Linked DNA regions of Homo sapiens: all the other regions are linked to region 1. A link is a contact called in ENCODE Hi-C or POLR2A ChIA-PET data. All regions are on one chromosome and are shown on one strand. Each heading gives the region's core, a stretch centred on a gene start or an enhancer-like site at or near the end of the contact. The rest is flanking DNA. Distances are from core to core; before and after follow the strand shown. Region 1 holds the start of DIPK2A (divergent protein kinase domain 2A). Region 2 holds the start of MSL2 (MSL complex subunit 2). Region 3 holds the start of SIAH2 (siah E3 ubiquitin protein ligase 2). Region 4 holds the start of SELENOT (selenoprotein T). Region 5 holds the start of SERP1 (stress associated endoplasmic reticulum protein 1). Region 6 holds the start of TSC22D2 (TSC22 domain family member 2). Region 7 holds the start of DBR1 (debranching RNA lariats 1).

Region 1 (3,243 bases), core at 273-2,772:
CACTTGAGCTTTTAACTCTATATTATATGGAGTTTGGGGATATTTGAAAGCAAGTTAAATAAAATTCCCACCAAAGGCGGCATAAGGCACTAGGCAGAAGTAGCCAAACTTAAGTACAGTAAGTCAATTTCTAGAAAGCTTTGAATATTATTTCAATTTGTCTGTCCGTATTCAATGCAAATCGTTACAAAATCACGTCTATTTTGAATTTATTAAATTTCTCAAAGTTTTTTTTTCAAAATCTGAGTTCTTATAAGAATTTGTAACAAATACCTGTTACAATTAAACAATACTGAAAGTATTGTTACTTTTGATAACCTGGTATAGATGTTTCTTATTAACCCGCTGTAGAGTTGATCTACACATGCCAGTTACCATGGTCTTCTAAAAGCACTGTTCAAGCCCTAAAATTAACTCAGTTAAGACTCAGTTGTTTAATAACGTATCAGGAACCACCTGTCCCTCAGACTAAAAATCACTTCTCATTTTAACTACTCTAGCACTAAAAGTGAATAGCATAATAATGTATCTACTAGCGCTACTGCTAAACAGTCCGGGTCCCCTGAAACTTATCCCTAAACACAGTGCTTTCGTGCGGCATCTGCGCCTTACTTTTGCAGTCTGGGGTGACTGAGTCAACGTGACCGTGCGGAGCACCAAGCAGCCCCGGGTCCCCATGGCTACCGCCAGGGCAACGCTTCGCGGCCCGCTCCTCAGGGACCCTCAGGGGCGGCACCGGGAAATCAGCTTTGCGGAGAGGAACCGCAGGGCTCCGGGGACGGGCTAGGGCAGCCGGCGGGCAGCAGAGGCAAGCCTGGCAAACTCTTCCCGGCTTCTTCGCGGCGCTTGGGGCAGACGTCCTGGCGACACCAGGCCGCGTCGGTTCCCCTTCATCCTATTTTCCCTTTAACACGGTGGCTTGAGAACTTTATTTTGTGCTCACTCAAGAAAATTTTAAATGATTTTACAGATACAACCCCAAAGATGAAGCTCCAACAAACCCGCCACTACTCGAGCCTTTCTCACCGTCTTCCTCACAGGCCCCACCCCCTACCGCGAGGAGCACGAGCTGAGGGGAACACAAGCCCCCGTCGGGCACTCCCCGGCCTCGCCCCACCCCCCAGGCGCGCACCCAACCCATATAAGGCGAGGGGAGGCAATCGCGCCAGCTCTGCCTCCGCCTCGCGCGCCGTCCAGAGGGAAGGATTTGCAATAGACTTCCTCAGTTCATTTCTTCTTATTCCCTCCTCCCTTAAAGGGCCGTTTCCACAATAGTGAAAGGAACGCACCAGTAAACCACAATAATCATAAAAGATGACTGTAATTAAGACTCTTTCTGAAACCAGAAACCGCGAGTTCATGCCCCCACCTCAAGAGCCCGAGCTTCCCCCTCTCTGAACCGCCCCCACACCCGCTCCCGCGAGCTCCCGCTTACGCTTTCCGGGCGGCGCGCGACGCGCTCGCTCCGCCCCTCTGGCCCCGCCCCCGGCTCCCCTTCTTGGTCTCAGGAGAGCCAGCGCGCACAAGCAAGGGTGTGCGGCTCTGAGACGTGCGTTGCTGCTTGTGGGTGTGAGACATCCTAGCTCCTCTTCCCCTTCCGTGAGTCCCTCCTTTCCTCGCAGACCCCACTTGTCGTGGCTGGCTGCCGCCGCAGCTCTTGTGCGAAGCCAGCAGTGCGCGTGCGCGCGGGCACGGGCGCGCGACCGTCGGGTCCCCGCGCTCCCTCCCCCTCCCGCTCCTCTATAACTTGGCTGGCGTGGAGGAGGCGCCGCCGGAGTCGGAGGGCGGGGAGCTAGGAGGAGGGAGCTCGAGAGTTGTGGAGACTAGTGACTGGGAGAAGTCGCAGCCCGCTCAGGCCCGCGCCTTCCCGCTCCCCGTCTTCCTCTCTCACACACCTACTCCGCCCTCCGCCCCAGCCCGCGCGCTAGCTCCTTCTCTCGCCCGGGGTTCCTGCCGGTAGCTCTCCGGGTCTTGGCGCGGCGGGGGCGCCCCGGGGGTGCCCTCGCCCTCCCGTTGCGGGCGGGCGGGCGGTATGTGGCGCCTGGTGCCCCCGAAGCTGGGCCGCCTGTCCCGCTCGCTGAAGCTGGCGGCGCTGGGCAGCCTGTTGGTGCTGATGGTGCTGCACTCGCCGTCGCTGCTCGCCTCTTGGCAGCGCAACGAACTGACCGACCGGCGCTTCCTGCAGCTCAATAAGTGCCCGGCGTGCTTCGGCACGAGCTGGTGCCGCCGCTTCCTCAACGGGCAGGTGGTATTCGAGGCGTGGGGCCGCTTGCGCCTGCTGGACTTCCTCAACGTGAAGAACGTGTACTTCGCGCAGTACGGCGAGCCCCGCGAGGGCGGCCGCCGCCGAGTGGTGCTCAAGCGCCTCGGCTCGCAGCGCGAGCTGGCGCAGCTCGACCAGAGCATCTGCAAGCGGGCCACCGGCCGGCCCCGCTGCGACCTGCTGCAGGCCATGCCCCGGACCGAGTTCGCGCGCCTCAACGGCGACGTGCGTCTGCTCACGCCCGAGGCGGTGGAGGGCTGGTCGGACCTGGTGCACTGCCCCTCGCAGCGCCTTCTCGACCGCCTGGTGCGCCGCTACGCGGAGACCAAGGACTCGGGCAGCTTCCTGCTTCGCAACCTCAAGGACTCGGAGCGCATGCAGCTGCTGCTGACCCTGGCCTTCAACCCCGAGCCGCTGGTGCTACAGGTAGGCGCGGAGCCAGGGCAGGGGGCGTCCTGGGAGGGGCCGCGCGTGGGAATCAGAGTCGGGAGAAGTGGCTCAGCCAGCGCTTGCCGCCAGTTCGGACTCGGCCGGGCTGGGCCAGGCTGCAGGCGTGGGAAGGGGCGTCTCCGGGGGAGCCCCGGGGCTGTGCAGGGAGGCCGAGGGCGACCCCGCTGATGGAGAGTCTGCTCTTGTTACCTAGATTCGGGCGCATTTCGGATTTGACTGTGGATCTTTCAACGCCAGAGGGAGTGCGTCTCTTAACACTCCCCAAAATGTCTCTACTGCGAGTTTCCTTCCGCTCTCTACCCTGCCTTTCTGCTTTTATCTGCCGGGGCTTGCAGGTCCGCGGCGCAGACTGTTCACGAGCCCTTGGACCTTTCCTAGTTCTTCTGAAGTGTTCTACACCGCGTTCGCTCTTCCTTTTCTGGCGCTGGTGGCTGGCCTAACTTCGGTCTCAGAGTCTTTGTTTTCGCTCATTTACCTGGCAGTCATTTGGACACCTAATTCGAGGACAAGTTGGGGAGGATGAAGTCGGA
Region 2 (3,243 bases), core at 313-2,812, 7.8 Mb before region 1:
CGGTATGAAAGGGTTCTCTGCCTTTCTGAAACGCCGGGCAAAAGTCCCTCAGCAAGTTTCAAAACTAATGACCGTACAGCGCTGCACAAATAACAAAAGCTTAATACCAACCACCAGGCCGTCAACCCGCTCACGTTACCACTGCCCAGAAGGCTTTTAAAAACAAGCATTGAAAAGGGAACAATAAAAAGCGTCTCACCGCAAACACAGCACGAAAGGGACTGTCGGAAGTAAGGCAAGAGCCTGTTAATCTCAGTAAACGCCTTGGGGTCTCCGGGGTCGTAGTTGAGCACTAGGCGGCTCGCGGAAATGTAGAGAGCAGTAGCATTCACGGGGTTCATTGCAGACACTTCGACACCAATGGCTCCCGGTTGAAAAGAAATTCCGGATCCAACTTAGTAAGCAGCCAGGGAACGATGGCGAATTTGCAACAATTCGGAAGAAATCAGAGCCGAACCATTGGCCAAACAAGTAACCAAAATCCGTGCAAGTTTGTGGAGCTGAAACAATCCTCCCACACATGGGGCCTTGGCGCCCCTCCGTCCCTGAGACTTCCAGACCAAAAATATGAGAGAGAAACCAGCGTTCGAGTTCGTCCGGAGCGACCACAGAGCGCAGAACGCGGCGGCTTGGGCGCTCGGGGCGGGACTCGGAGCTCAGTCTAGCCCCGCGGCTCGGCAGGCGGCCTGCACTCGAGCTCCATCTCCGGACACGGAGGCGCCTCCTCAAGTCGAGCTGGCAGGCGCGGGAGCAGGCCCCGGCCCCGTCTGAGGCGCGGCACGCTTCTCCCGGGCTGCAGGGCCTCTTACTCCATCCCAGTACAGGGCGCGGAGGCGGCGGCGACGGCAAGGACGACGGTCGGGCAGCGGCTTCCCGGATCTAGTGCAAGACGCCGCGGCGGCGACGAAGGTTGATGTTGCGGCTGGCGGACGCCGCCGCCGCGCTCTCCATATCGGACGCGGGGCCCAGACTGCGCCCTGGCTCTCCGCCCCGTGGGTTGCAGCCCGCAGTTCCCCGAGGTGGCGAGGCGGGCGGGAGTCCTCAACCCGGAGGGGAAGGCCGGGGAGGAAGTGCGCGGGCCGCCGCCGGCGGGCGGGAGGGGGCGGGGGGCAAGCCCGGCCGGGCCGCGGCGGCGCCCCTCGCGCCTCAGTCGCACACTCCGGGGTCACCAGACTCAAGCGCCGCCCCCTCACTGCCCGGCCATTTTTTCGGCGCCACACACACAGACGACTCCTCCGCCGAGCACGACGGCCGCCGCCGCCCTCAGCACTCCCCGGCCGCGGAAGGCAAGCGCTCACACCGCCAGGCCCCGCCGCCGCCCAGCGCACACAGCAAGGCCCCGCCGCAGGCCCCTCCCCCGTGCCTCGCCGCCCTCACCCCGACTCCACGCGCCACTCCAGCTCGGTAGGGCCCGGGCTGCTGCGGCCTTAATGGATCCCGCGGGCTGTGTGGCGCCTCAGGCCTCTGCTGGCGGCGACGACGACCGTTACCCCAACGGGCAAAGCCACTGTCATCCCCGAGACTCCCCCGCCGCCGTCGTCGCTAGCGCTCGCACGCATGCGCAGAGCACACTCTCACCCCTCCCCCCTTTCCTCTCCCTTCGCTTCCCTTTTCCCTTGCTTCTCCTCTAACAACCCCCTCCACAGCCTCCCAGAGCTACCGGCTCACTCCACGCATGCGCAAGCTGCTACCTAGCTCCGCCGCCTTTCGCCCTTCCGCGTGCGCTTTGACCGCCCACCCAGAAAACCGGATAAACACATCAGCCTGCTCGCGCCAGTCCCTCACCGCTGCCAACCCACCCTGGGCTCACTGCGCATGCCTGGCTCTCCACTTCGACTCTCAGAATGGAGCATGCTCTCTGCGAGCCGACAGCTCTCTTCGCCCCTCCCCCACGTGCTCTCAAATTCCCTCTCCCAGGCATGTGGGCTGTGGTGAAACATTCGTTAGCTGGCACATCCTTCCCCAGTGTGGGCTGCAGGCTTCCCGCATTACACTGCTTCTGTGCCCGCCAACGCCGGGGCCCGACTTGGTAGCGCCATGTGGCGCTCTGCACTGGCCTGAACGCGGCCTCTCGTCCTGACTGACCGCGGTGTGAGGAAATAGCCGCGCCAGGCCCCAAGCCCCGCCCTCGCGGCCTTTCTCCTGGAACCGCTCATCCCGACCGCGGAAAGGGCGCAGCCTCGGCTGGCTGGCAGGCTCTCGCCGAGCCGGGAAGGCTGCAGTAGTCAACGTGGCTGCGCGCCCAGCAGGCGTGCGGACGGCTTTTGCCGGGTCGGGGCCGCGTTCCGCACCTCTCTGCGGTGGTTCGCAGTCAGAGGGCTCTAAGGCCCTGGCAGGCTGTATGTAAGCGTGGAGGCTCGAACCCACTGCCCCCTCCTACCCGTCGGACCCGCGCTGTTCCCACGGCCTCTGGCCCTTGGACTCGTGCGGCCTCACCTTCATGGGTGCCGATCAGGACTTCACCGAGCTCTCACCGGAACAGAGTCCTGTTTTAAAAACAAAACGAACTCCTTTTTTTTTTTTTTGAAAGACCTAGCTTTTTTAAAAGACCTAGCTCTTCTGTGTGAACAGATGTCTTGAAGAATGCGTGATCTTGCTCTAGAACAAACCCAAATCCTTGCAAATGTTTTGTTTTTTAAAACAAGCTTTTGCCTTTTGTTTTTGCAGGAGATCAAGGGCACTGGGATATAAATAAACAAAAGCCTGACTTAGTAGATGACTTCCCTCCCATCTCAAAGTACAAAACCTTTTTTTGAGTAGCACAAATAGTAACAGGCCATAGGAAGCATTTCTTATCTCTGTACACACCAAAGCTCCTCAGCATAATTTTTCATGCACAGTAGGTACTCTATACGTTTGCAAAGTGAAAATTATGATGCGTGTAAATCTATTGTGGCACATGTTACATATGTACACAGGCACGTATATGGAACATGTAAATGTGGTACGTGTTAGTTACAAGCTGCCACTTGAGGTGAGTAGGAATAGTTAAGATATCAAGGGAACACATATAATCTCGATTTATAATTTCTATTACCATTTGAAGACAGGTTTTTTTTTCACAAGACCTACCATATTATCAACACTTAAATATTAAGCAGTAAGAATATAACTTCCTAATTTTGATTAGCTGTGCAAACTGTATTTGGTTGTCTTATACGTGGAAAATGACAAATATTCTAAAAGCCACTCTCATTTTTAAAAGCTCTCTTTTTTTTTTTTTTTTTGCATAAGAGATCTTTT
Region 3 (3,243 bases), core at 553-3,052, 6.8 Mb after region 1:
TAATATGACCACACAATGCAATACTATGCAGCCATTTAAAATACAATGAAGTCGACTAGGTTTCAGGCATAGAGAAATATGTGTGATAATATGAATTTAAGAACAGCAAGTTGCAGATGCCATTTTTGGAGAAAAACTTACATCTATGTGTGGGTATTAAAAAACCTCCCTGACATACACTGACATCTATGATTCTATATTTAGCTGCGAGGGTGTATGTATATATAGTTTAAAAAGATACACACTAAACCTAACAATGGTGGGAAAGGAGGGGAGAGATCTTGGTCTTTCATTTTACTTCTTGTCTTGGTGGCTTGCATTTTTCGCAAGGGCATTGAAAACTTTTTACATTAAATAAAAAATGAAGTGATGAGCTTTAAACAACTGTAACAACAGCTCTTGAGTGCCCTTGTTAATTTCTTGATTGACTGTTTTCACCCCACTTAGTACAACAACGCAGCCACAACTCCTCAGTCCTTCCCAGTCTTTGGAAGGCTAGGAGAGAAAAAGGCGTGGCTTGCAGGGTTTTCTTCTAGCTAGAGGAAAACAGGCTGTAGGCGCCCTTTTTTTAGCTACAATCCCGAGAGCTCCCACGTGTCAGGGGTGCGCAGACGGTAGGCGCGGGGTGCAGGACTCCAATTATCAATTCAGCCGAGCCCAGCGCTGGTAAAGGGGGCGTTTAGCTCGCCCGTTTCCTCCCTCCTCAATCCCCACACAGTCAGTTTCTCGGTCCAAGTTTTACTGGTGCGGCCCAGCCCTACCGAGAGTACCCGAATACACGTCTGCAGAGGACGCGGGCATTGGGCCGGGTGAGCTACGATGTTCTAACGATCAGCAAATGCCAATTAATCTGTTAATTGTCTATTAACAATTATTACTCGGTAAATGTCAACCCAGACCTACACCCAAAGTGGGCTTGAGGGAGGGTGGACGAAGTGTAAACATTTTTTCTTTTTTTTTTTTAAATGAGAGATGCCGCCCGCCTCTCCGGGCCTGCGAGTGGGCTGGCGGATACCGGAGTCCCTGAGGTCACCGGCGGAGGTACGTGGGCTGTCCCTGGGCTTACCTTACAGGGAAACAGGACTGCCGAGGCCACCTTCTCCATAGCCAGGTTCCTGATGCTGGGCGTCAGGGCGCCCCTGCACGTCGGGCAGCAGCTCAACTTCTGGCGGCATTGGTTACACACCAGGTGCCCGGCCTGGCACTGCAGAATAGGAGGCAGGACATAGTCAAAGCAGACCGGACACTCGAAGAGCGAGGTCAGCTCGTGGTGCTGCGGGGACACCGGGCCGGCCCCGCCGCCGCCGCCGGGGCCCGAGATCACCGCCGCCGCGGCGGGCACCGCGGACGAGCCGGGGCCCGCAGCCGAGATGGTGGCGGCGGCCGGGGGCGCAGCCGGGGACGGAGTGTGCTGGGGCTGCGGCGGCGGCTGCTTGCTGCAGGGTTTATTAGCGCTGGGGCCGGTGGAGGACGGGCGGCTCATCGCGCTCCGAACCAACCATGGAACTGCGGGCGCCTGCCTGCCGCGGGGCCGCCCGGGTCAAGGCGGTGCGCGCCCCGCGGGCAGCGAGCTCCGAGGCAACGCCACGGCGCCCAGCCCAGGTCCGGGCGGCGGAGACGCTCGGCGCCCGGCAGGCGGAGGGCTGGACCGCGCTGATGCACTCCGCAGCCCCCGGCGTTCCGAGCACGCCTCCGCGTCGGACCCCGCGCGGTGCCCTCCTCCCGGCGGCGTCCCGGGCCCCGAACCCCAGCGGTGCGCAGAGCCCTGGCCCACCCGCTTCTGGAACAGCCGCTGACGCAAGCCCCGGGGGCGCGCGCGGACGTGACGCCTGGACACGTGTGCGGCCGCCCAGGCGCGCGGGGACTGGCAGAGCCACCCTGCGCCGGGGCGCTGGCTCCGCCCGGCTCCAGCTGGCAGCGCAGGGGGCCGCCTAGCGCCGGCGCTTCCTGCTCGGGCTGCGGGCCGGGCCTGCGCCAGTGAGCATGCCTGGCTCGCTGCAGCCCCGCGGGGTTGTCTTTTCTGGGTTGAGGAGGGGGGCTACTCTCGGGGAAGCGTCGCCGAAGTCCTCTGGCCACACCCCGGGGTGCCTGGCTGACGCGTCCCTCAGCTCAAACGAGAAAGGCAACTTCAGGCGGGGCGGGAGCGTGGACGGTGGGTGGGACCGGACGCGGGCGGGCAGGGGCGGGGCGCGGGCGCCCCTGCACTAGTCGGAAAAAACCGAGAGGTTTCTCTTCTCAGGGCTGAGTCACCAGCACGCAGGAGAAGAGGGCGAAGCGGCCACCCGCGTTCTGTGTTCGGAGTCAGGACGAGAAGCATTGGGTGGGAGCAGGGCGAGGGGCTCGAGTTGGGTCTGCAGCGGGCACAGGACCTAGTTTTGTACAGTTAACGGTGGGGTTGAGTAAAGAGGGGGGCGGTGGGGAGGATGTAAGCTCCCTTTATTCCTTTCCCAGCGGACCAGGAGGAAGCTTCGTTGAATTGAGCGCCCCTGGCTCGTATAGCAGGCCGAGGAGGGAGCTCATGGGCAGCGTTGGCTAAGAGTTCGAGATCATCTAGAAATGTCAGAAACGTAGGTTGGGTCGTGAGGTCTCTGAAGACAGTGGGTGAAACTCCAGTGTAAGGCGCTGCGTCCGCTTGGTAGAGAGCCGGCCGAAGTCCGAGTCTTTGTTGCGAGGCGTAGGGCCACCCTGCGCGCCCAGCAGAAGCGCTAGAGGGCACGGTTGCCCGGGGTGAACCGCATGTCCAAATGTAACTGTGTGCTCCGAGTTAAAATTGTTTTTCTGCAGACTTTGCTTGAGCCAACGATTCCGGAATTGGGGAAAGGGTTACCTTAGGTAGAAATCGGAAATTTATAGGAGACACAGAGGTAAGGACCAACTGTTAGGACTGAGTGAAAAATGGTTCCCTCCAACTGTAAAAGTGGAAAAAAAAATACCTATCTTATAGGTGGGGCAGTGAGGAGTAAATGAGTTTAATATATTTCAAGCTTTTAAAACAACCTCGCCCATCATAAGCACTGTTTAAACATTAGCTCTTATCTTTTAAAAATATTAGTGGATGTTTAAAATGAATGAATACAATTTGTCCAAGAAATATGGCGTAAGAGCCCAGAAGAAATAAAGTTTAATCTTACAAAGGGCTTCTGTAGAAAGAATACATGCATGGAATTGATGGAATTTGGTATAAATCTTGAAAAAACTTAATAGGTGTATTCAATCGTTCAGTAAATGTTTCCTGAGCATTTA
Region 4 (3,243 bases), core at 208-2,707, 6.6 Mb after region 1:
CTCCCACTGTGGGTTCCCACGCCGCCCCTAATCTCGCTCGAAGCAGCCCTGAGAAACATCGCCTATTATCTCTCCATACCACCCCCAAAAATTTTCGCTGCCCCAACACTTTACCACTATTTTGTTTTATTTTTCTTATTAATATAAGAAGACAGGAATGTCAGGCCTCTGAGCCTAAGCTAAGCCATCATATCCCCAGTGACCTGCACATATACATCCAGATGGCCTGAAGCAACTGAAGATCCACAGAAGTGAAAATAGCCTTAACTGATAACATTCCACCATTGTGATTTGTTTCTGCCCCACCCTAACTGATCAATGTACTTTGTTGATCAGTAATCTCCCCCACCCTTAAGAAGGTTCTTTGTAATTCTCCCCACCCTTGAGAATGTACTTTGTGAGATCCAACCCCTGCCCCCAAAATATTGCTCTTAACTCCACCGCCTATCCCAAAACCTATAAGAACCAATGATAATCCCACCACCCTTTGCTGACTCCCTTTTCGGACTCGGCCCGCTTGCACCCAGGTGAAATAAACAGCTGTGTTGCTCACACAAAGCCTGTTTGGTAGTCTCTTCACACGGACATGTGAAACACTGTGGTCAATTTTTTTTCTTTTTAATAATAATTCTTTTTTAGAAATATGTGCTTAAATAATTGTAAGCCAGGCATAGTTGCCTGTGCCTGTATTCCTAACCACTTGGGAAGCTGAGGCAGGACTGCTTGAGCCCAGGGGTGTGAGGCTGCAGTAAGCTATGATCACGCCACTGAACTCCAGCCTGGGTGACAGTGAGACCGTGTTTAAAAATATATATATACAGATGAAATGATATGATGTCTGAGATTTGCTTCCAAATATGCCTAGGAAGGGAAGAAGTGTTTAGAGATATAGACAAATCAAGATTGTCAAAATGTATAGTAACTGTTAAAGCTTGCTAAGGTAGTTATTCTATTTTTGGATATGTTTGGAATTGTCCAAAGGTTTCCTAAAACTTATGTTTAATATTCTTTCAGGAGAAAGCAATATTGTAAGATCAAAGAAAAGGCCATAACAGCGCACCCAAAAAATTTCAGCATTACCATTCTGAGGGTCAGGAGTCTCCTCCCTTCCATCCGCCAACACTTGAATCAGGACTATAAAGTAGGTGTTTCCAAGTCTCAGGCAGGTAAATGGATAAATTGCAAAACTGGATGCAGAACTCACATCTGCCTCATACATAGGCCCTGTGACACCCCACCAGCTCCTTTGCTCCCTTTCTGCCTTTCTCATGCCGTCCCAGAGTCTTGCACACTACCAAGATGGTGGTGAGTCAGGACAGTGAAACAGGTCGGCTCTTCACTCCAGGAGTGTGCGCGGGCGCCGGGCCGCGCAGGCGCATTACTGCTCCCCTCCCCCGACCTTGGCTGATCGCGCCTGCGCAGTGGGGAGCAGCTCGCTCCTGGGCTTTGGGCTGGCTGCAGTCTGTCTGAGGGCGGCCGAAGTGGCTGGCTCATTTAAGATGAGGCTTCTGCTGCTTCTCCTAGTGGCGGCGTCTGCGATGGTCCGGAGCGAGGCCTCGGCCAATCTGGGCGGCGTGCCCAGCAAGAGATTAAAGATGCAGTACGCCACGGGGCCGCTGCTCAAGTTCCAGATTTGGTGAGTATGTGCACTGGGCCCCGGCCACCCCGCCGCGCCTCTGCTCGGCGCCATTGGCTACGCGAGGCCCCGGCTTCGCGGCCTAAATGGCCGCATCTTCGCTGGCCTCGTAGAACTGTGCCGGCGCCCTTCCACAGCCAGCCTTCTCGCGGCCCCTTAGCGCGGTCAGGCCGCCCTCCTTTTCCAGGTATAACTGCTCACTTGTTTTTTGCCTCCTAGAACAGTGGGAATGGGGAAGGAGGGCGCGAGAAGGTTAAACGCTGAAAGGCGAAGACTGGGGGACACCTGTTAGTACGGAGGACTGGTTGGCGGCGTCACGCCATAGCCACCCCGGCTGCCTGCGGAGATGGGGATGAGTAGGCGCCGCGTCGGCGGAGGAGCGCCAACCGTTTGTCAGTTCACTTTTTCTGCCCTCTTTTCCGGGGTAATGCCGGGCGGCTTCGCTGCCTGGCTAGATGAAGGTTAATTCGGGTCATTGGAGAGGATCCGGGAGTGACAGACGCCGTTTTTCTCCTGAACTTGCTGGGGGGACTGTTGAGTTTGCGAATGGGGCGTCTGACAGCTGGAGGGGGTGGAAGGAAGGTCTGGGGATGCTGGTTCTGTTTGCCATTTCCAAAGTGTCAGAAAAGGAGCACGTTGTTCTTCTAAACATTGACAGTTCGCTCGCATTCCCTCCTCACCTGCCTCCCAGGAGTTGCCTGCTCTGGCATCTCTTTCTACCTTTCAGTTGTCTTGTGTATCCAGCAGATCTCGGCAGTTTTCGACAGTGTTCTTTAAATGATTTTGTTTTTAACCTAATCGTTAGAAGCAGGGCAATGATGCATTTTATACGGTAAGTGGGGTTGCGGGTGGGGATTGAAAGGCTCTGAAGATGGGGGAAAAAACACCAAAATTGTAAAATTATAGAAATGAGAATCTTACACCTCCAAAGATGACATTTTCTCAGGATAAACCGACCATCCCAGAATAGCCAGATTAGTAAATCATCAGAGTCCGGATACATTGGAATGTTGGTGTTGGACATCATTCATTTAAAACCTTCTTTTAAGAACTTCATGTATTAGTATATTAAAGTTTTGATTTTCTACTTCTCCAACTAGCTTTTTACTTACTCACTGAAGACCAAGCAAACCTTTAAAATAATTTTTAAAAATCGGCTTAAGGTGATGTTTGAGTTAGAAAATAAGATGGTGAGACTTTATTTTTTTGAGTGAAAACTAAAACATTGCAATTTCTCCTGATTAAAAACAAACAAGGCCGGGCTCGCTGGCTCACGCCTGTAATCCCAGCACTTTGGAGGCCGAGGCTAGCGGATCACCTGAGGTCGGGAGTTCGAGACCAGCCTGACCAACATGGAGAAACCCCCATCTCTACTAAAAATACAAAAATTAGCCTGGCGTGGTGGCGCATGCCTGTAATCCCAACTACTTGGGAGGCTGAGGCAGGAGAATCGCTTGAACCCGGGAAGCGGAGGTTGCGGTGAGCCGAGAACGCGCCATTGCACTCCAGCCTGGGCAACAAGAGCGAAACTCCGTCTCAAAAAAAAAAAAAAAAACCTCCCTGTACAATGTACTATGTTTCTGGAATATATCATCTTTCATGTAATA
Region 5 (3,243 bases), core at 531-3,030, 6.6 Mb after region 1:
TTATGTCTAAGTATCCAAGAGAACTTGCAGATAAGTAATCATTTTACAAAGAACTTAAAGCACCAAAGCCAACAGGTTTTTCCAGCATAGAATTATTTTGGTTTATAAGCATCCTTTTAAGGCCTGGCCTGTAACACATGCATGTTTCCTCATTCTCACAAAGCTGAAATTCAATCATCTTCAGGTTATATAAACTGCTTGGCTCTCATCCATTTATCAGGAAAGCTTCCAATTGGTAAGTGAAGAAGAAAGGCAAAGTGAAACGTTAAACAGAAATCTCAGTAATTTTAGAATGTGGAAAACAAACATCTACTTCAATATTAACAGCTTGCATATTAAAATGATAAATGAAGAGAGGAAAGACCTTTTTTTTGTAATCTATTTGCAAAGGCAAGTGTCTGTTACTCTTAGGGGACAGCAGGCTACCCCGACACTTTTTTTTTAAACCATGTATCAAACGTTTCTTTTATTAACCTAAAAACATTTGACTCACACATTAAAATGCCAATCAGGTAATTTCCTCTATAGTGAATCAATTCTTTGCACAAGCTTTATTTTATAAAATATACTCAATTTTGACATTAAGACATTAGATTCTGGTATATGTTAAATCAAGTTCTAACATCTATAGTACATATTTATAATTTTCTTTGCAAAGACTGATAATGGAGTTACAAAACATTCTAAATTCTCATTTCGTTAGGTTTTGTCCGGTCTTAACATTTATTCCAACTGGATCATTACCAAGACCTGACCTCCTTTTTGATCTCCTGTGAGTACAAATTAAGCTGGGAGAAGTTTCTGGAGCACCACCCTCTGTGCATATGTGGAACAAGTAATTTGGTTCAGACGAAACAGAATTATGTGGAGTCCTCGGCAGGTGGGTTGAGAACTACGCAGGTAGGACTCACTACTGACCGGTCACCACGTCATCCCAAATCCTTTCAACCCAAGACTCTACCTGATGGGAGCCCCCAAGCCACTTACCAGAACCACAGACAACAAAAATGAAGAGAGCCAATAACCAGGGTCCTACAGACGCCTTCTCTTCGGGGGCATTTCTCTGCAAAAGCGAAAATCCACCATTTCAGATGCAGAGAAACCACTCGGACCCCAGGCTCCCACGCCTGCACGCCGGTCGCCGGCCCCCTCACCTCACAGGTCTCCCCTTCCGTTCCCGAGCCCCCACAGTCTGGCGGTTCGCAGACTCGGGCCCCTACCCCTCCACGGCACCAGCCCACGGTCGGCCGGATCCGGGAGAAAACGCGACGCGGCCCCAGGGACCCGGACTCAGCTCCGGCTGCGGAACGCAGAGGGGCGCCCGCTCTTTCCTTACCGAGGTCTTGGCGACGTTGCCGCGCTGGGTGATGTTCTTGCTGTGCTTCTCGTTGGCCATACGGATCCTTTGCTTGGCGACCATCTTCGCGGCGCCACCACCTGCCCCGGCCACCCCTCGGACTCGCTCACTCGCCTGCCTCCTCTGGAGCCGCTGCGAGGCTCGGCTCGTGGTGCCCGCGCCGCCGGAGCGCCGAGGTTCTCAGGCCAGACGCTAGCTACGGCCGCTGGGCCTGGGCGCCGCAAGCGCGAGGTCTGAGCACAAGCCGGGCGCCGGCCGCCGACTGACTGACCGAGCGGGGCAGGTGCGCAGGAGGAAGAGAACTGGCCGCCGGGTCGTTCTCGCGCCGCCGTCGCCGCCGCTTTGGCCGCCGCCGTGAGCGCGGAGTGAAAGAGGAAGGAAACGCAACGCAACAACGGGAATGTGCAGCCCGCCGCCTCGATCTACTTTGGGTTCGGCTGCCAACGTCAGCACTAGACGGACTCCGCCCCGCGGAAGTGCGCGCCCCTCCCGCTGGAGAAGGAGGGCGAAAGCAGGCGCACCCTCCCAAGCTCTGTCAAGCGTCGCCCTAGATTTGCGCGTGCGCGTTTGGGCGCCTTTTCCGCGTCACTCCGTAACCGGAAGTGAATTGGCCCCGAGGCTGATGGCTCCGGAAACACCAATTCGCTGTCTCCACGCATGAGGAGACGTGTAGGGGCCGGGTTCGGCCCTGGTGAACTCTCACCCGAGCGGTTTCTCTTTCCGGGACAACATGGCGCCGTCCACGCCGCTCTTGACAGGTGAGTTCTGAAGAAGCGAGGGACTCTCTTTCTTCAGACTAGTTTCTTATTTTTGTCTTTGCCTTTGAGAACTACCCGAGGAGCCGGGGAGTCTGATCTGCCTTTTCTTGTGGCTTGCGGAAAGGCCAGACTGTTGGCTTTCTTGATATAGCGTGGCAATCGGAAGTGAAGTCTCCGCCTCTGGGCTTTCGTATTCCCCCTCCCTTTCACCCATCCATCATTCTTGCCTGCGGATTCATCTTCTACAGAAATAGAAGAAGGGGGAGAAAAACAATGTGCTAGTTGAATTTGTGACACATGGGTCTGCAATACTGGTGTTACACGGGCCCTTGTGAAGTCATTTAGGTCTACAATAAGAACAAAGACAAACATGAGTTAGTCCTCTAGAATGATCACGCACTTTAAATACACCTGGACTTAAGTAATTCCAGATTCTGGCCTTCCTGCCTTAATGAGGTTTGTAGGACTGAATAGGGAGAGTGGAGCTGTAATGCAGGTTTCAAATGATGAAGGTGTGGTTGGGAGAGGGTGTAGCAGTGAGCATGATAGAGATATTCTAGCAACATTTGATTTTGAAATGGTTATGAGCATATTAGAAATAGAACATTAGAGGACTCTTGAAATTTTGAAGCTAAAGACTGTAGTGTTGGAGGAGATAATAAACTTAGATTGGAAAATGCTGGGGAAGTTGCTTTACTAGGGTGTGGCTAAGAGTCTGCATATGAGTATTACGTAAGGAAAAGAGAGTCGGGAAGGAAAAGAAGGTTTTGGTTAAGTTCTGATAACTATATAGAAGGAAAAAGTCATTAAGAGAAAGGTTGTCTGCATTTAAGGAGGGAGGCTATTCCCTCCCTTCCCCCCCGCGAAAGGAACCTTAAAACATTTTTGCACTTTTTGCCAGTCTACATTTCTATTTTTACATTTTAAAATCTTTGTTATTAAGCGCCATGCCCACTGATGCTCAGTCTGTCTTCTGCAGTTTAGTCATCATTTATCAAACGCCGAGTATAATCTTCTAGATAATATACCAGGCAAAGACTGTTTAAAAGGCAAAGTTACATAATAAATTTTTTTTTAGGTTTGTAAAGGTAGCTTGTTATTCACAATTTTTAATACTAAATGCTTATT
Region 6 (3,243 bases), core at 357-2,856, 6.4 Mb after region 1:
CATTATAACCACCTTAAACATCTGGTAAATCAATCCAAAATTAAATTAAGCTTTTATAAATTCATATTGGGTTTAACCATTTGATCTAACTTATTGATGGAAAACTGCCTCTAACAATTACTGAAATTACAGACTTAGAAATGAAACATTCCATTAGCTATCTCTGCCACAATAGCATAACGTTACATTTTGTTCCATTACTTTCGCCCAGCCCCTTAAGAAATAGGGATTTTATGTCGTCTTATTTCACATTCTGACTCCAGTCACTTGGGTTTGGAGGGCATGGTTTCCACTAAAGTTAAAAGACCTAGCTCTATAAATTACAACTAAAGACCTAAAAAATTCTCTGCAAATTTAATTCTCAAAACATCTTTTGGGATAAAAAGTATTTCTATTCTTCAAAGATTAGAGAACCGAGTTCAACGATTTACTGATTTAAGTTATCATTATGTGATTGCTAACGCTGCAGTAGATATGAAATCACGATTTCCATTAAGACTTAGATTTTACCTAAATGACGACTGCTTTAGTATGTCAAAGTTTAGGAGCCCATCCCCATTTTTTTAAACTGCTTAAAAGAATGGCCTTAGCATGCCAAAGTTTAAGAGCCCATCCCCATTTTTTTTTAACTGCTTAAAAGAATGGCCTTACCATTTTCTTTGGCCAGGAACTAACTACAAGATGATAAATTTGCCAGTACTTTCTTTTCATAGTTGTTCTTTGCATTGGAACAGGAAAGGGTGCTTTATCACTCGTTACGGTTGTTCATGGCCCAATCCAAATCATATAATACGCTGGCTGCTACTAACAGTTTTAGAATAAACAAAAAGAAGAACTATAATGCAGTAGGTTCTACATTTATAAAGCCCATGAGCTGATTTCGTGCCGAAAGTAAAACAGTCTCAAGAGTTTAAATGAATCCTGGAATCACAGCAAATTCAGGAAATTTAGGAATATGTTGGTAACCCTTAAGCTTTTTAAAAACTGACTACACCCTGGGCAAGTAACCACCCCCTGATGCCGTTGTGGGAGACAGAATTTCTGGCAGGAAGATAATTTTCTGACTCAATCTGGCTTGCCGTTCTTGTTTAATCATCCCCATTTCTCTGAACATTTTACTCCTCTGACTACAATGGTCAACATTTATTTTCAGAAGTTTTAAAGTGATTTAGTTCTTCCAGCCGCACCTCTTTTTATCCCATCTAAGTCTTCCCCAGCCCCCATTCCTATCGCCCTCGTTTCACTAAGATTTTGCTAAACATTAGACACAAGCACATGACCTCCAGTCTTCCACTGTCTCGGAACAAACCGACATAAAAACATCTGATTAGTTCCATTGTAAGCTTCCCTAGGCTTAGAATTTAAAATGGTCTTTAGCTCGTCAATGCTTAAAGAACCTACAACACAAAATTTAAATTTTAAAAATTTTAAATAAAGAAACCGCTCCCTTTTTTAACCTTTAGCCCCGCCCATTGCCCCCCACCCCAGGTTCCACGCGAAACTGCAGGAAACCGGAGGGGGCGGAGCGGTGACGTCACGACGCCGGTGCGTCACGGAACGGCGGCGGCTGCGGCGCTGGCGGTGGCTGCGGCAGCGGCGGCATTTTAGTCGGCAGCGGCGGCGGCAGCGGGGCTGCTGCTCCTCCCAGCATCCCTGGCGCGGCCATTTCAGCCCCATCTTGGCCCAGCGGAGGGAGCTGCAGCCGCCGCTTCAGCAGTTTGAATTTCAGTTTCTTCGGGGTTTAGGAATTGGGCGCACCGAGGAGGAGCCGGAGAAGCCACCACCGCTACCTCACACAGCCGGGGCGCCTCCGGTCCCGTGCCAGCGGTCTGCCGCCGCCGCCCCTCTCTGAGAGAAGCCGCGAGGGGAGGCCGAGACCGCCGTCGCCGCCCGCCCGCAGGGGTGGTTCCCCCTGTAAGGGGAGGACCGAGCCGGCTTTCCCCTCCCCCAGAGCGGGTTTCCGCCTGAGGCAGTCGACATGTCCCTGGGGCTGAGCTCCGGCTAGAGCCGGGGAGGGAGGGCCGCCTGCCCGCGCCACAGCCCCACCGCCCGCCCGCGGACCTTCAGCCAGCTCCGGCCCGCGGCTCCCGGCTGAATTAGGCATCTCCGACTCCGGACTCGCCGCTCCTTCCCTCAGTCAGAGAGCCCAGCGCTGACGCCGGCACCGGCCTGAGGAGCCCGAGCGGGGCAGCACCGCCCCTCACGCCGCCGCCACCGCCTCCTCCTCCTCCTCTTCGCCCTCCCACTCCCACCCCCAGCCAAGGCCTGCTGACCGCGCCGAGCGCCGAGCTGGACTGACCACGGCTGCCCGGAGACGAGAGAGGAAGCAGCCGGCCCGCCCCTGGGTTCGCGCTCTCGCCGCCTCTGAGGGAATTGAATTGAGGCGCCGCGGCTGCGAGAGCTAAAAAGGAAGGAGGAGCCGCCGCGGGACTGAGACGGGGGCAGAGCCGAAGAGACCGACACAGAGAAGGAAACGAGGAGGAGGATGTCTCACCGGGCGGCCAGCGCCTGGATCAGCCCGTGACTCTTAACAGCGGCGGGCCTCAGACCCCAGCGCAGACTCGGACTTTGTCTTTGGGGGCCCGTGCTCTGCCCTCCCCGGTTTCCGACAGGACCCAGAGGAGCCGGCGTGCCTCTCTGCCCTCCAGCCTTCTTCACCATGTCCAAGATGCCGGCCAAGAAGAAGAGCTGCTTCCAGATCACCAGTGTCACCACGGCCCAGGTGGCCACTAGCATCACCGAGGACACCGAGAGCTTGGACGACCCGGACGAGTCACGCACAGAGGACGTCTCCTCCGAGATTTTCGACGTCTCTCGGGCCACGGATTATGGCCCTGAGGAGGTCTGCGAGCGCAGCTCTTCCGAAGAGACGCTTAACAATGTTGGGGATGCGGAGACTCCCGGGACCGTCTCCCCAAACCTCCTCCTAGATGGGCAGCTGGCAGCGGCGGCTGCTGCTCCCGCCAACGGAGGAGGAGTCGTTTCGGCCCGGAGCGTGTCTGGGGCGCTCGCCAGTACCCTGGCGGCGGCTGCCACTTCGGCCCCCGCCCCCGGAGCACCCGGCGGCCCCCAGCTCGCGGGCTCATCCGCCGGGCCAGTGACTGCAGCCCCATCTCAGCCTCCCACCACATGTAGTTCCCGTTTTCGCGTGATCAAGCTGGACCACGGGAGCGGAGAGCCCTATAGACGCGGCCGATGGACGTGTATGGAATACTATGAGAGGGATTCAGACAGCAGCGTCCT
Region 7 (3,243 bases), core at 409-2,908, 5.8 Mb before region 1:
AATAGTGTGTGAGGTCTTTGCAATTATATTAGCTAGTGCTTAAAACACTAGATGAAGGGCATATTTTCATGATCAACCATTTAATAATTAACTATCTTAATTAAATTTTCACGATTAAGTATTTAAATTAATGACATTCTCCAAACACCATACATGTCAAGACACAGTCCAACTAACGCAAATCCTGATAAGCTCTTCCATCCCAGGAAAAAAAAGTATCCACAAACACAATCACATACCTAAATAATAAATGTTTGGTGCCACCCAGCCACCATAGGGTAACTCTTGCAAATGATTTGAGGCTTCATGGTTTCCCCCAATGAAGAGCGTGAGAACTGGAGCCTTTTTCTCTCCAGAGTAATACCTAGAACATAAGAGCAAAGTCAGTTACCACAATTAGGCATAGCAGAAAAGCAAATAAGTTCCGAAAAAAAAAAAGAAACTGAGTTCATCATAAAAAGTTAAAAAGCTCTTTCAAAAGGAATTGCCTGGGGCTGGGCGCGGTGGCTCCCTCCTGTAATCCCAGCACTTTTGATGGCCGACACAGGCGGATCCCCTGAGGTCAGGAGTTCGAGACCAACCTGGCCAATGTGGTGAAACCCCGTCTCTACTAAAAATGCAAAAATTAGCTGGGTGTAATCCCAGCTACTCGGGAGGCTGAGGTGGGAGAATCGCTTGAACCCAGGAGACGGAGGTTGCAGTGGGTCAATATCGCGGTACTGCACTCCAGCCTGGGCAACAAAGCGAAACTCTGTCTCAAGAAAAAAAAAAAAAAAAAAAAAAGGAATTGCCCAGTATCCATCCTTGCCCTTAGGAATGAAGAGCTTCCACCTTGAGCCTCAAGTCAGTGCCCGTTCAATTAAGTCAAGAACTGTTTCGAGTTCATTGCCATAACCTCATCTTCTAGAACCACAACAAGCACATAGCAGGGGCCCAGTAAAAACTTCAGGATCATTGAATGAACTAATTCCAGAGTCCTATCAAGTACAAGGTAGCTATCTAAACCTGTCAGCTTCTTCCTCCAGGTTATCCCCTCCCAGGCTTCGACACCCTTTGAAATGGATAAGATGTGTATGGAAAGAAGGAAAGTGACATTTCCTAAGCACCTAATGAGATAGGGTGCTAGTGAAACTGACATAATTTGGTACCTAACTGAATACAGTACCGAACTGAATACATTTCCCGCCTCCCACTACCTCACCCCTGTATTCAGTTAGGCACCAATTAGAGATACAGAGAGAACAAAGACAGGATCTAAGGGAAACAGGCAGCCAGTGGCAGAGGGAACCCAGTCCCACCCCCCCACCGCCAAGTCCGGGCCCGGCCGCGTCCTCACCTGTAGAAGGTTTGCATGTGACGATACTTGGGCGGCACGGCCATGCAGCGTAGATCCGCCTCGTTGCGCACCGCCTGGAAGTCGCCGCAGCACAGCAAGAGGTCGACAGGCCCCGGGCCGCGCCGCTCTGCCAGCGCCAGCGTCTCATAGATCTTATCCAGCTCGCCGTGGCAGCAGCCAGCCACAGCCACCCGCATTCTGCCGGCCTGAGGAGGTGAGCGCTGCCTGCAACGCCCTACACCACAGCCAGCCCAGGACCGACTGATCGCTCAGCTCCCGCCAACTTTAATAAGTATAGCCACCGCCTGGGTGTAGACTCCTGCAAAATAATTCACTTCCGGTTTCCAGATCTCGCGAGAGAGGGACCGGGAAGGTCAAACCTAATTCTGGGATCCCAGGGAACTTATTTTCTTTTTTTCCTTTTTTCTTTTTTTTTAATTATTGTTTTATGCAGTCAATATTTTTTTGTATATACATCCACAAATGTACTCTTTCCATCCTTACTCTTTTCTTCCTGGATTTCCATTTTTCTCTTTGGAATCATTTTTCTTCTGTCTGAAGAGCTCAGTTTAAGTTTTCCTGTTTGTTTAGTGTAGGCCGACGACAGATTAATTTTTTTCTAGATATTTGTTTGTTTAAAAATTTCTTTCCACTCTGGGGAAAATGGTGAAACCCTGTCTCTACTAAAAATACAAAAATTAGCTGGGCGCAGTAGCGCACGTCTGTAATCACAGCTACTTCAGAGGCTGAGGCAGGAGAATCCCTCAAACCCAGGAGACGGAGGTTGCAGTGACCTGAGATCGCGCCCCTGCACTCCAGCTTGGGCGACAGAGCGAGACTCCGTCTAAAAAAAAAAAAAAGAGACAAAAGAGAAAGAGAGAGAGAAGAAAAGAAAAGAAGCCAGTGTGCTGGCTCACACCTGTAATCCCAGCACTTTGGGAGGCAGAGGCGGGCGGCTCACGAGGTCAGGAGTTTGAGACCAGCATGGCCAACATGGTGAAACCCTGTCTCTACTAAAGATACAAAAAATTAGCTGGGCGTGGTGGCGCACACCTGTAATCCCAGCTACTTGGGAGGCTGGGGCAGGAGAATCGCTTGAACCCAGGAGGCAGAGGTTGCAGTGATCTGAGATCGTGCCATTGCACTCCAGCCTGGGTGACAGGGTGAGACTCCGTCTAAAAAAAAAAAAAAGAAAAAGAAAGAAAGAGATGTCTTTGTTTCACCTTAATTCATAAAGGGTGTGTTTACTGAGTACCGAATACCAGTTAAGCAGTGTGTGTGTGTGTGTGTGTGTGTGTGTGTGTGTGTGGTTTTTTTTTTACAAAGCATTTCAAAAATAGCATTCTATTATCTTCTGGCTTGCATTATCTTCTACTGAGAAGTCACCTATAAACTTAAGGTTTTTTTTCACTGAAAGTAATGTGGGTTTTTTGTTTGTTTGTTTGTTTTTTGTTTTTTTGAGACGGTCTCTCACTCTGTTGCCCAGGCTGGAGGCAGTGGCACGATCTCGGCTCACTGCAACCTCCGCCTCCCCAGTTCAAGCGATTCTCCTGCCTCAGCCTCCCAAGTAGCTGGGATTACAGGTGCACACCACCATGCCCAGCTAATTTTTTGCATTTTTAGTAGAGACAGGGTTTCACCATGGTGGCCAAGCTGGTTTCGAACTCCTGACCTCAAGTGATACGCCCACCTCGGCTTCCCGAAGTGCTAGGATTACAGGCGTTAGCCACCGCGCCCAGCCAGTAATGTGTCTTTTTCTTTGCTATTTACTGTTTTCTCTTTCTCTACTTTCTCTCCCTACTCCTTAAAGCTATTTTAATAAAATATATCTAGGTGGTTTTTTTTTTGAACTTTACTCATTTATGCTTTCTGAATCTATAGCTTGGTATCTTTTTTCAGTTTTGGAA

Evidence for each region. A loop is a pair of places that touch in the nucleus more often than their neighbours do. ChIA-PET counts read pairs that join two places held with the same protein, here RNA polymerase II (POLR2A). Pooled maps may share reads with other maps.
Region 2: a loop to region 1 is called in a map of naive thymus-derived CD4-positive, alpha-beta T cell, with 14 times the contacts of the local background. The contact joins the promoter of MSL2 here to the promoter of DIPK2A in region 1. A Hi-C loop is called at or near these places in 1 of 168 maps with a recorded cell type or tissue (naive thymus-derived CD4-positive, alpha-beta T cell) and 5 of 50 pooled maps. POLR2A ChIA-PET finds 5 or more read pairs at or near these places in 3 of 52 experiments (CD4-positive, alpha-beta T cell, activated CD4-positive, alpha-beta T cell and naive thymus-derived CD4-positive, alpha-beta T cell).
Region 3: a loop to region 1 is called in a map of OCI-LY7, with 18 times the contacts of the local background. The contact joins the promoter of SIAH2 here to the promoter of DIPK2A in region 1. A Hi-C loop is called at or near these places in 3 of 168 maps with a recorded cell type or tissue (CD4-positive, alpha-beta memory T cell, CD8-positive, alpha-beta T cell and OCI-LY7), 2 of 37 single-sample maps with no recorded cell type and 14 of 50 pooled maps. POLR2A ChIA-PET finds 5 or more read pairs at or near these places in 2 of 52 experiments (CD4-positive, alpha-beta T cell and naive thymus-derived CD8-positive, alpha-beta T cell).
Region 4: a loop to region 1 is called in a map of B cell, with 14 times the contacts of the local background. The contact joins the promoter of SELENOT here to the promoter of DIPK2A in region 1. A Hi-C loop is called at or near these places in 1 of 168 maps with a recorded cell type or tissue (B cell) and 11 of 50 pooled maps. POLR2A ChIA-PET finds 5 or more read pairs at or near these places in 1 of 52 experiments (naive thymus-derived CD4-positive, alpha-beta T cell).
Region 5: a loop to region 1 is called in a map of B cell, with 12 times the contacts of the local background. The contact joins the promoter of SERP1 here to the promoter of DIPK2A in region 1. A Hi-C loop is called at or near these places in 3 of 168 maps with a recorded cell type or tissue (B cell and naive thymus-derived CD4-positive, alpha-beta T cell), 1 of 37 single-sample maps with no recorded cell type and 13 of 50 pooled maps.
Region 6: a loop to region 1 is called in a map of CD8-positive, alpha-beta T cell, with 18 times the contacts of the local background. The contact joins the promoter of TSC22D2 here to the promoter of DIPK2A in region 1. A Hi-C loop is called at or near these places in 3 of 168 maps with a recorded cell type or tissue (CD8-positive, alpha-beta T cell, K562 and OCI-LY7), 1 of 37 single-sample maps with no recorded cell type and 10 of 50 pooled maps. POLR2A ChIA-PET finds 5 or more read pairs at or near these places in 2 of 52 experiments (CD4-positive, alpha-beta T cell and CD4-positive, alpha-beta memory T cell).
Region 7: a loop to region 1 is called in a pooled map, with 7 times the contacts of the local background. The contact joins the promoter of DBR1 here to the promoter of DIPK2A in region 1. A Hi-C loop is called at or near these places in 3 of 168 maps with a recorded cell type or tissue (CD4-positive, alpha-beta memory T cell and naive thymus-derived CD4-positive, alpha-beta T cell) and 10 of 50 pooled maps.

The regions. Positions count from the first base shown.
Region 1 is chr3:143,970,301-143,973,543 of GRCh38, forward strand. DIPK2A (divergent protein kinase domain 2A) reads left to right here and starts at 1,523. Exons shown (of 3, transcript NM_173552.5): 1 at 1,523-2,689. The coding sequence starts at 2,033. RefSeq lists enhancers at 829-1,409, 889-998, 1,269-1,358, 1,410-1,990, 2,999-3,243 and silencers at 1,089-1,138, 1,469-2,118, 2,609-2,848.
Region 2 is chr3:136,194,773-136,198,015 of GRCh38, forward strand. MSL2 (MSL complex subunit 2) reads right to left here and starts at 1,563. Exons shown (of 2, transcript NM_018133.4): 1 at 200-1,563. The coding sequence starts at 341. RefSeq lists enhancers at 351-420, 471-520, 520-1,266, 571-640, 1,267-2,013 and 2 more and a silencer at 981-1,370.
Region 3 is chr3:150,761,367-150,764,609 of GRCh38, forward strand. It overlaps SIAH2 (siah E3 ubiquitin protein ligase 2), which reads right to left and starts at 1,803. Exons shown (of 2, transcript NM_005067.7): 1 at 1,067-1,803. The coding sequence starts at 1,483. SIAH2-AS1 (SIAH2 and CLRN1 antisense RNA 1) reads left to right here and starts at 571. Exons shown (of 3, transcript NR_187306.1): 1 at 571-614; 2 at 973-1,041. RefSeq lists enhancers at 1,274-2,220, 2,739-2,798 and a silencer at 1,329-2,228.
Region 4 is chr3:150,601,864-150,605,106 of GRCh38, forward strand. It overlaps SELENOT (selenoprotein T), which reads left to right and starts at 1,458. Exons shown (of 6, transcript NM_016275.5): 1 at 1,458-1,636. The coding sequence starts at 1,500. It overlaps LOC124900547 (a long non-coding RNA gene), which reads right to left and starts at 1,320. Exons shown (of 2, transcript XR_007096128.1): 1 at 1,081-1,320. RefSeq lists enhancers at 1,247-1,326, 1,447-1,596, 1,569-2,342, 1,617-1,916.
Region 5 is chr3:150,544,716-150,547,958 of GRCh38, forward strand. SERP1 (stress associated endoplasmic reticulum protein 1) reads right to left here and starts at 1,781. Exons shown (of 3, transcript NM_014445.4): 1 at 1,337-1,781; 2 at 988-1,063. The coding sequence starts at 1,420. EIF2A (eukaryotic translation initiation factor 2A) reads left to right here and starts at 2,072. Exons shown (of 14, transcript NM_032025.5): 1 at 2,072-2,115. The coding sequence starts at 2,088. RefSeq lists enhancers at 1,292-1,922, 1,368-2,567, 1,840-2,379.
Region 6 is chr3:150,406,692-150,409,934 of GRCh38, forward strand. TSC22D2 (TSC22 domain family member 2) reads left to right here and starts at 1,607. Exons shown (of 3, transcript NM_001303264.2): 1 at 1,607-3,243. The coding sequence starts at 2,660. RefSeq lists silencers at 1,698-2,297, 2,968-3,137 and an enhancer at 2,668-2,717.
Region 7 is chr3:138,173,263-138,176,505 of GRCh38, forward strand. It overlaps DBR1 (debranching RNA lariats 1), which reads right to left and starts at 1,659. Exons shown (of 8, transcript NM_016216.4): 1 at 1,337-1,659; 2 at 240-364. The coding sequence starts at 1,533. RefSeq lists an enhancer at 1,365-1,574.